2 separate regions of the Homo sapiens genome follow, and region 2 is linked to region 1. Evidence: read pairs that join two places in POLR2A ChIA-PET (ENCODE). Cell type or tissue: K562. All regions are shown on one strand. Each heading gives the region's core, and the rest is flanking DNA. Links, peaks and the distances in the headings are about the cores only.

Region 1 (4,388 bases), core at 114-4,113:
GAATAAACAGCTGTGCCCCCAGGAGAATGAGCTCCACATTCCACTCTTTGACCCCACCCCCAATTCCCACTTCTCCCAAGTGCCTTCCTGCACCCCACCCCCATCCACGCACACTCAGTGTTCCCACCCGCTCCAGGGGCCTCCCCTCCAGCCTTGGCTCAGCTCCCTTAGAGCTGCCTTCCTTCCCCCAGTCCCCTGAGCCAGAGGCTCTGGGGCCGCTCTCCAGCTGTCTGGAAGGAGTGAGTACTCAGGACAGGTGGCCGGAGGCAGATGGAAAGGGGCCTCTTCCAGGCTGGACTCCACCTGCCGGGCTGGGCCACCCTCAGACTCTCCCCTGGGCCGCTCCAGGAAGGCCTGGGAACACAAGAGGGCCAGGCTGTGGTGGTGAGTCTGGGGAAGGCGAGGCAGGACCTGGGGCATGGAGAGGAGACAGTGGAGTGGTCCTGGAGGCCGGGTCTGTGCACATCTGGTCAGCCTCACTGTGGGTGGGCCTTGCCCTCCAGGAGCCCACAGTCCAGTAGGGGAGACAGACAGCAGGTACCAGATGTGCCTCCTGAGGTGGTCTCTGCACAGCTCTGGGAGGTCATGCCTCATCATAGCCTCATCATAGTATCTAGGGGTATCCCCAGCTCCACAGAACAACCAGAAGGCTCCATATTTCCTGAGGGTTCAAGTCACTGCCCCAAACACCCCATATTACTTTCTAGACATACTACCCTGGGATTTAAAATTTAAGAGAAGGAGCAGATATTTCTGTCTCCTGGAGCTGGACCAATCCCTCAGGCCACCACAAGTATAATGAGCACCCCTTCTTCTGTGCTACCCCCATACCAGCTCCAACCTGAGCGGCAAGACCCAGATGGACATGGGCACCTAGGGGCTTTGGGGCAGCACTGGTTTACCACGTGTCCCTCCATATCCTGAAGATGTAGGCCTCCGTGGACACACCTGTATTCCTGAGCTGTGCATGGCCTCTGTCCTGGTTGCACAGAGGATTGGACCCACAGGGCAGATGGGTGAGTGTTTGCCTCAGGTACATTGGACATCTTTGCCCTTGGTGGGAGAATGGTTGAAATAGGGAGGCATGGTGCATTCCAGAGGCTGCCCATTGTCCTGGCTGTCTGCAGGGAGGGCACCCCCATCCATCCCCAGTGCCCAGTGAGAGGAATTTTTTTTTTTTTTTTTTTGAGACAGAGTTTCACTCTTGTCGCCCAGGCTGGAGTGCAATGTTGTGATCTTGACTCACTGCAACCTCCACCTCCGAGGTTCAAGTGATTCTCTTGCCTCAGCCTCCCAAGTAGCTGGGATTACAGGCATGCACCATCATGCCTGGCTAATTTTGTATTTTCAGTACAGATGGGGTTTCACCAAGTTGGTCAGGCTGGTCTCAAACTCCTGACCTCAGGTGATCTGCTCATCTCGGCCTCCCAAAGTGCTGGGATTACAGGCATGAACCACTGTGCCCGGCCCCAGTGAGAGTATGTGTGGGGGTCTCACTGCCCTCTTAGTCTCTAATTGCTGGCAACCTGGCATGGTGCCACATCACTGTATTTAAATCCCTCCTTTGAGGCTCCCAAGGCCGTCTAATGTCCCACATCTTTAACAAACTACTGGACAGGTGTCCCCTTCTATAGCCACTGCCAGCCAGCAGACTCAATAAATATATGTTAATAATAGCCAGGACTAGCTACATAGTTTGCAGAGCCCTTGTTCAAAAACTATTAAGAATTTCAAGGCTGCGTGCAGTGGCTCATGCCTGTAATCCCAACACTTTAGGAGGCAAAGGCGGGAGGATCTCTTCAGGCCAGGAACTCGAGACCAGCCTGGGCAACATAGTGAGACCCTGTCTCTAAAAAATAATAAAAAAAAAAAAAATTAAAAAATAAAATAGCTGGTGGTGCCTGCTTGTATTCCTAGCTACTCAGCAGGCTGAGGTGAGACAATCACTTGAACTCAGGAGTTCGAGGCTGCAGTGAGCTATGATCATGCCACTGCAATCCTACAGTCTTGGCAACAGAGTGAGACCCTGTCTCTTAGGAAAAAAAAAAAAAAACCGTTTCAAGGTGGTGGTGACAGAGCATTAACCAAGTTTGGGACCCGTCCTGAGCATGGGACCCTGTGTGGCTGCACAGGTCACAAACCTATTTGGCCTTGAAAATAGCGAACACGAACGTGTATTGAACACTTGCTGTGTGCCAGACATTGTGCTGGGCTGGGTGCTTACCACGCATAATCTCATTCCTTCTTCTCAACAGCCCTGTTATCCCTACTGTGCAGATAAGGAAACTGAAGCTTTAGCTGAGTCATCTCCCTTGCTGAGGTCATCCCGCTCCTAAGTGCTAGAGCTGGGAACGGAACCCAGCTCATCTGTCTTTGGAGCCTGAGCTCTTTACCCATGCCTGTGGACAGCTTCAGCCTTCAGTGGCAGGGAGGCTGCTGGCGGAGGGCAGCTGCTTCCCTTGCCACCTTCTGCCATATCATGAGCAGGAAGGAAGATGAGGCAAGAAATAGCAGCCGACAGTGTGGCAACGGTGACCGTGGTGGTAAGGGTGTCCAACCCGGCAGAGGCGATGGGCAGACAAAAATGAGATGGGCACAGGAATTGTCTGAGCTGGAGGCAGCTGATAGATAGCACAGCTGTGCTCTCCACACCTCGCCCAGCATGGCCATCGCCGAACCCACTCCTCTCTCTCCCCTGATGTCACCTCCAGCTCTGCCTCTCTCTTCCTCTTTATGGCCACAGTTTCCTCTCCCCAGCTCTCTCTTCCACTCCTTCCCTGGCCACCCTCCACCAGGGAGGTCATCAGGTCTCCTCTCCAGCTGTGTCCTCCGTATTCCCATGCTTAGCATCATAGTAAGAGCAGCCACGATTTAGTGAGCACCTACCACATGCTAGGCACAGTGCTAGGGACTTTACAAGTTTGTAATCTTCTCTCCACAAACCTGTAAGCAATTTTTACCCCCATTTCATAACGGGCGGCCGGGCGTGGTGTCTCACGCCTGTAATCCCAGCACTTTGGGAGGCCAAGGTGGGCGGATCACCTGAGGTCGGGAGTTTGAGACCAGCCTGACCAACGTGGAAAAACCCCGTCTCTACTAAAAGTACAAAATTAGCCGGGTGTGGTGGCAGGAGCCTGTAATCCCAGCTACTTGGGAGGCTGAGGCAGGAGAATTGCTTGAACCCAGGAGGCGGAGGTTGCCGTGAGCTGAGATTGAGCCATTGCCCTCCAGCCTGGACAACAAGAGCAAAACTCTTGTCTCAAAAACAAACAAACAAACAAACAAAAAAAACTGAGGCTTAGAGAGGCTAAGAGATCTGTCCAGGGTTACACAGCTGGTGAGCAGTGAGGAGGAGATTTGGGCTCTGGTGTTAAGCCCACACACTTTCTGCCCTCCTTACCACCTTCCCCATGGGTTGGGTTGGCCTGAGTACAGTGGTTTCCTGAGCAGGGAAGGAGATACGCAATTGAGAAATGGTCAGTTCGAGGGAGGAATAAATTGGGTATGGTGAGAGAGACATTCACCTCCAACCTCATTTGGCATTAGGTGGGGGTGGAGTCGGGTGTCTTTTTTTTTTTTTTTTTTGAGATGGAGCCTCGCTCTCTCACTCAGGCTGGAGTGCAGTGGCGCGATCTCGGCTCGCTGCAAGCTCTGCCTCCCGCGTTCACGCCATTCTCCTGCCTCAGCCTACCGAGTAGCTGGGACTATAGGCGCCTGCCACCAAGCCTGCCTAATTTTTTTGTATTTTTAGTAGAGATGGGGTTTCACCGTGTTAGCCAGGATGGTCTCGATCCCCTGACCTCGTGATCTGCCCGTCTCGGCCTCCCAAAGTGCTGGGATTACAGGCATGAGCCACCGCGCCCGGCCTAGTGGTGTCTTAACCACCTGGAAGGCACTCAGACACTTGGGAAGCTGACCTGATGGAGGTGAAGGGCTGGAGACATGGATGAGGACAAGGCCCCTTTTTCACGCCTTTACCCATCAGCATCTTGGCACCAAAGAATGGGCTGGGATAGGAACTAGGGGAGGTTAGGCTGCTGTAACACAGACTCCAACAAGAGTGGCTTAGCAAAATGGAAATTTCTCCCATACAGATCCGGGTGGGTGATCTGACCCCTTGGTGGTGTTGAGGGCCCAAGCCCCTCCTGTGCCCTTGCGTGTGGGAGATGGCATCCCACCATGGCTGCTGGGTCCGTCAGCCAGCCAGTGGGGAGGGAGGAAAGTGACGAGAAAGAAAAGGCACTGCCCTTCCTTTTCAGAGCATGACCTCAAAGTTGCCAGATGACATCCCTTTGGTCACCAGCTGATCACATGCCACACTTAGCTGACAGGGAGTTTGGGGAACATACATAGTGGAGCTTCTAGTACCAAAGGTACAAGAAGGGAAA
Region 2 (4,388 bases), core at 240-4,239, 67 kb after region 1:
CCCTGTTTTATCTCAGAAGATCAGGAAAGGTGAAAATGGAGCAGAGACTGAGGGAAGTGAGGAAAGGAGCTATGTGGAGATCTAGGGAAAGAGTGGTCCAGGCAGAGGGAACAGCCAGCTCAAAGGGGACTATTTGATGGTTTCTTCCTCCATTTGATGGAGTCCAGGTAAGTTATCCAGAGTCACAGACTAAGTGGCAGAGCTAGGTTTCAAACCCAGGTTCTGTAACTCTTGACTCATACCTCTTGAACCATGCTTCTTTACCATGTTTTGTGGGACACAGTAGCTGCCTTAGCAAGTGGTTCCACGTTCACCACCTCCCCCTCTGATTGGAGTTTGGCCTCCTGTGTCAAGGACAGCATGGCTGATTGCCTGCCTTGGTATCCAGCTTCACTTGTTGCCTCTGCTTTTCTGCTTTGTGTATTCATTTCTGTGGTCTGTATTAGAGACAGTGAGATTGTGTGTACTCTTCAGGCAGCTTCAATAAAGCACACTTTTCCTTATGTAAAGCTGAGACCCAGACCCTGAAATAGTGTGACTTGGCCAAGGCAAATTCCCCTTTACTAGTCAGCAATTAGGGTAGCCTCTGTGGGCAACCTGTGTGTCTCACATCACACCTTCCTTCAAGCTCCTTCAAGAGCTTCCTTCAAGCCACCTCTGGGGCTCTTTGCAGAGGTGATATTTGAGTTGGCCTTGAAGGACATGGAGCATTTCAAGAGGTGGAGATTGGGGAAGGATTTTAGGCAGAAAGAAGTGTGTGAGCTGAGCAAAAGCATCAATGCTGGGCCACTCAGGGACCTGGAGAGTAGATGCCTGTGTGTTGGGGAAGCAAAGATAAGGCTGGACGGAGAATTTAGGTCATGTCATGGCAGCCTTTAAAAAAATTATTTTTGGCCAGGCGTGGTGGCTCATGCCTGTAATCCCAGCACTTTGGGAGGCCGAGGCGGGCAGATCACGAGGGCAAGAGATTGAGACCATCCTGGCCAACATGGTGAAACCCCGTCTCTACTAAAAATACAAAAATTAGCTGGGCATATGGTGGCACGCGCCTGTAGTCCCAGCTACTTGGGAGGCTGAGACAGGAGAATCGCTTGAACCCGGGAGGTGGAGGTTGTGGTAAGCCAAGATTGCGCCATGGCGCTCCAGCCTGGGCAACAGAGTAAGACTCCGTCTCAAAAAAAAATTATTTTTTTGAGACAGGATCTCACTCTTGTCACGCAGGCTGGCGGGCAGTAGCATGATCACAGCTCACTGCAACCTCAGCCTCCCAGGCTCAAGTAATCTTCCCACCTAAGCCTCCTCAGTAAATAGGACTATAGGTGCACACCACATTTAGGTAATTTTTAATTTTTTTGTAGAGACGGGGTCTTGCTAGGTTGTGCAGTCCGATCTCAAACTCCTGGCCTCAAGCGATCCTCCTGTCTTGGCCTTGCAAAGTGCTGGGATTACAGGTGTAAGCCACTGTGCCTAGTCTGGTTTTAAGGTTTTGGGGAGCAAAAGAAGCACATGTGCATTCCTGAAGTCTTTGAAAGACTGCTTGGGCAGCCAGGCGCAGTGGCTCATGCCTGTAATCCCAACACTTTGCGAGGCCGAGGCAGGTGGATCACCTGAGGTCAGGAGTTCAAGACCAGCCTGGTCAACATGGTGAAACCCTGTCTCTACTAAAAATATAAAAATTAGCCAGGGTGGTGGCACGCACCTGTAATCCCAGCTACTGGGGAGGCTGAGGCAGAAGAATCGCTTGAACCTGGGAGGCGGAGGTTGCAGTGAGCCGATATCGTGCCACTACACTCCAGCCTGGGCGACAAGAGTGAAACTCCAACTCAAAAGAAAAAAAGAAAGACTGCTTGGGCAGTTGTGGGGAGCACAGGTTAGAGATGGTAACTGGTGGAAGAGAGGCTATTGCAGGAGTCCAAGTATTAGATGGGAGCACCTGAGCACTGAGTGGAAGGACCAGATTCCAGAGACATTTTGGAAGTATTGATGACAGGTCCTGCTTACAGGTTGATGTGGAAACTGTAGGAGCAGGAGGAGCTGAGAAAGAATGATGTCAGCATTTTCAGCTTGGGTGACTCAGCAGATCACTGTGAACTGACACACAATACACAAGAGAAGGGACAGGGACAGGATTTGAGCATCTTGAGTTTGAGGTACCGGGTGTGACATCCAGGTGGGGATGTGGGCTGGGAGTTTGGGGTGGAGGGTAGAGCTGGAGCAATGTCAAAGCTGAGGCTGAAGGAATAGAGGAGGTGTATGAGCAGACAGGGACTTGGCTTATCTAGAGGGAGGCAATGAAGGAGCTGTGGAGGAGCAGTTCGGAAGGCTAACGTAAGCGAGGACTGTTAGTTGTTGTTGTTTTTGTTGTTGTTGTTTTTTGAGACAGAGTCTCACTCTGTCACCCAGGCTGGAGTGCAGTGGCGCTATCTCGGCTCACTGCAACCTCTGCCTCCTGGCTTCAAGCGATTCTCCCATCTCAGCCTCACGAGTAGCTGGGATTACAGGCGCCTGCCACCATGCCCAGCTAATTTTTGTATTTTTAGTAGAGATAAGGTTTCACCATGATGGCCAGGCTGGTCTCAAACTGCTGACCTTGTGATCTGCCTGCCTCACCCTCCCAAAGTGCTGGGATTACAGGTGTGAGACACCACGCTTTGTTGGCCATGCTGGTCTTGAACTCCTGACCTCAGATGATCCACCTACCTCAGCCTCCCAAAGTGCTGGGATTACAGGCGTGAGCCACCACGCTCGGCCACAAGGATTGTTTTGATGAAGGCATTGCTGGGATTGTTTGACAGGGCTCAGCATCCGATGTCCCCACATCTCATGGAGACAGCAGAGTTGACCTCCCCTGGATTGTTTGCTCAGAAACGAGGGTTGCTTCTGCTCAGCCTGTGCTTCTTTCCTTGGCCTTTGTGTGTGCTGTCCTCTTCCCCTGCACATGACCAGCTTCCCTCTGCTGAGGGGAAACTCCTGAAAGTGGAGATCCTGAGTTCTCCCCCATTATTCTCCAGGAAGCTTAGCCTAGAGCTGTGCCCTGTGAGGCACAGAACACTAGCAAGGGGATTGAATGACTGAACAGAATGGGTGGCAGTGGTGATCTTGGTCCCCTGCTTTGCTTGGACGTTGAGGCCAGCCTTTTAAGGAGAACATCTTGTTTGAAGGAATGGGTATAATTTGCTCTCTGAATCTTGAGTTGCTTCAAGCTTACACCATCCATCCCTCTGTCCATCCATCCACCATGTACCAGATTTTTGCCAATGTAAATATCTACTAAAAGTTAAGCACTTTCAACATGGAGGTTGGGGGTCTCCTTGCACTTTTCATGCCCTCTGAGGTAGATAGTACTCCCCTATTTTGCAGATGAGGAATCAGATAATTTCCCCCGGTCACACACAAGTGGTAGAGGTGGGATTCACACCCAGGTTTGTCAACTTCAAAGCCCCCGTGCTCTCAATCACTCGTGTTAGAGGCCTCCCTGGAGAGAAGATGACCATGTAATTTATTATCCAAATTGGAATCCTTTATAAAAAAGTTTTATTGAGTTATAAGTTACATACCATAGCATTCACCTATCGAAAGTACAATCTTTTTAGTTTTTAGCATGCTTACAGAGCTATGTAGCTACTACCATAATCTAATTTTAGAACATTTTCATCCTCCCCAAAATAGACACTTGGGACCCATTAGCAGTCACTCTCCATTATCACCACCACCCAGTCACTGGCAACCATGAATCTGCTTTCTGTCTCTATAGATTTGCCTGTTCTGGATGTTCCAAATAAGTGGAATCATATTAATATGTGGTCTTTTGTACGTGGCTTCTTTCACTTTTACCGTGATGGTTTCAGGACTCATCCGTGTTGTAGCATGCATCAATACTGCACTCCTTTTTATGGCTAAATGATATTCCACTGTATGCATATGCCATATTATTTCATTTATTCATATGTCCACAAATGTTGGGTTGTTTCCATTTTTTTTTTTTTTGAGACGGAGTCTCGCTCTGTTGCCCAGGTTGGAGTGCAGTGTCGCGATCTCAGCTCACTGCAACCTCTGCCTCCTAGGTTCAAGCGATTCTCCTGCCTCAGCCTCCCAAGCAGCTGGGACTACAGGCACGTGCCACCATGCCCAGCTAATTTTTGTATTTTTAGTAGAGATAGGATTTCACCATATTGACCAGGCTGATCTCCAGCTCCTGACCTCGTGGTCAGGCTCCCAAAGCGCTGGGACTACAGGTGTGAGCCACCGCGCCTGGCCTGATTTAGTCTTGCTGTGTCGCCAGGCTGGAGTGCAGTGGCGCAATCTCGGCTCACTGCAACCTCCGACTCCCTGGTTTAAGTGATTCTCCTGCCTCAGCCCCCATCCCGAGTAGCTGGGATTACAGGCAC

What was found. ChIA-PET counts read pairs that join two places held together with the same protein. Peaks named below come from ENCODE experiments on the same cell type or tissue, not always from the same donor. Only the 100,000 strongest peaks of a DNase experiment are listed, where the experiment ranks them.
Region 2: POLR2A ChIA-PET joins it to region 1 with 12 read pairs; 11 of 35 experiments call an interaction of 5 or more read pairs at or near these places.

Annotation. Positions count from the first base shown.
Region 1 is chr6:42,026,637-42,031,024 of GRCh38, reverse strand. It overlaps a transcript of CCND3 not described here. Among named protein-coding and RNA genes, the nearest start is that of TAF8, 22 kb to the left of the region's middle. RefSeq lists enhancers at 1-368, 117-878, 2,351-2,400, 2,140-2,434, 2,180-2,474 and 2 more. In K562, for the core only: no CTCF peak of the experiment used is centred there; DNase peaks (open chromatin) are centred at 2,294, 2,734 and 3,480; H3K4me3 peaks cover 1,420 bases.
Region 2 is chr6:41,959,555-41,963,942 of GRCh38, reverse strand. It overlaps a transcript of CCND3 not described here. Among named protein-coding and RNA genes, the nearest start is that of CCND3, 20 kb to the right of the region's middle. RefSeq lists a silencer at 2,846-3,043. In K562, for the core only: no CTCF peak of the experiment used is centred there; a DNase peak (open chromatin) is centred at 2,092.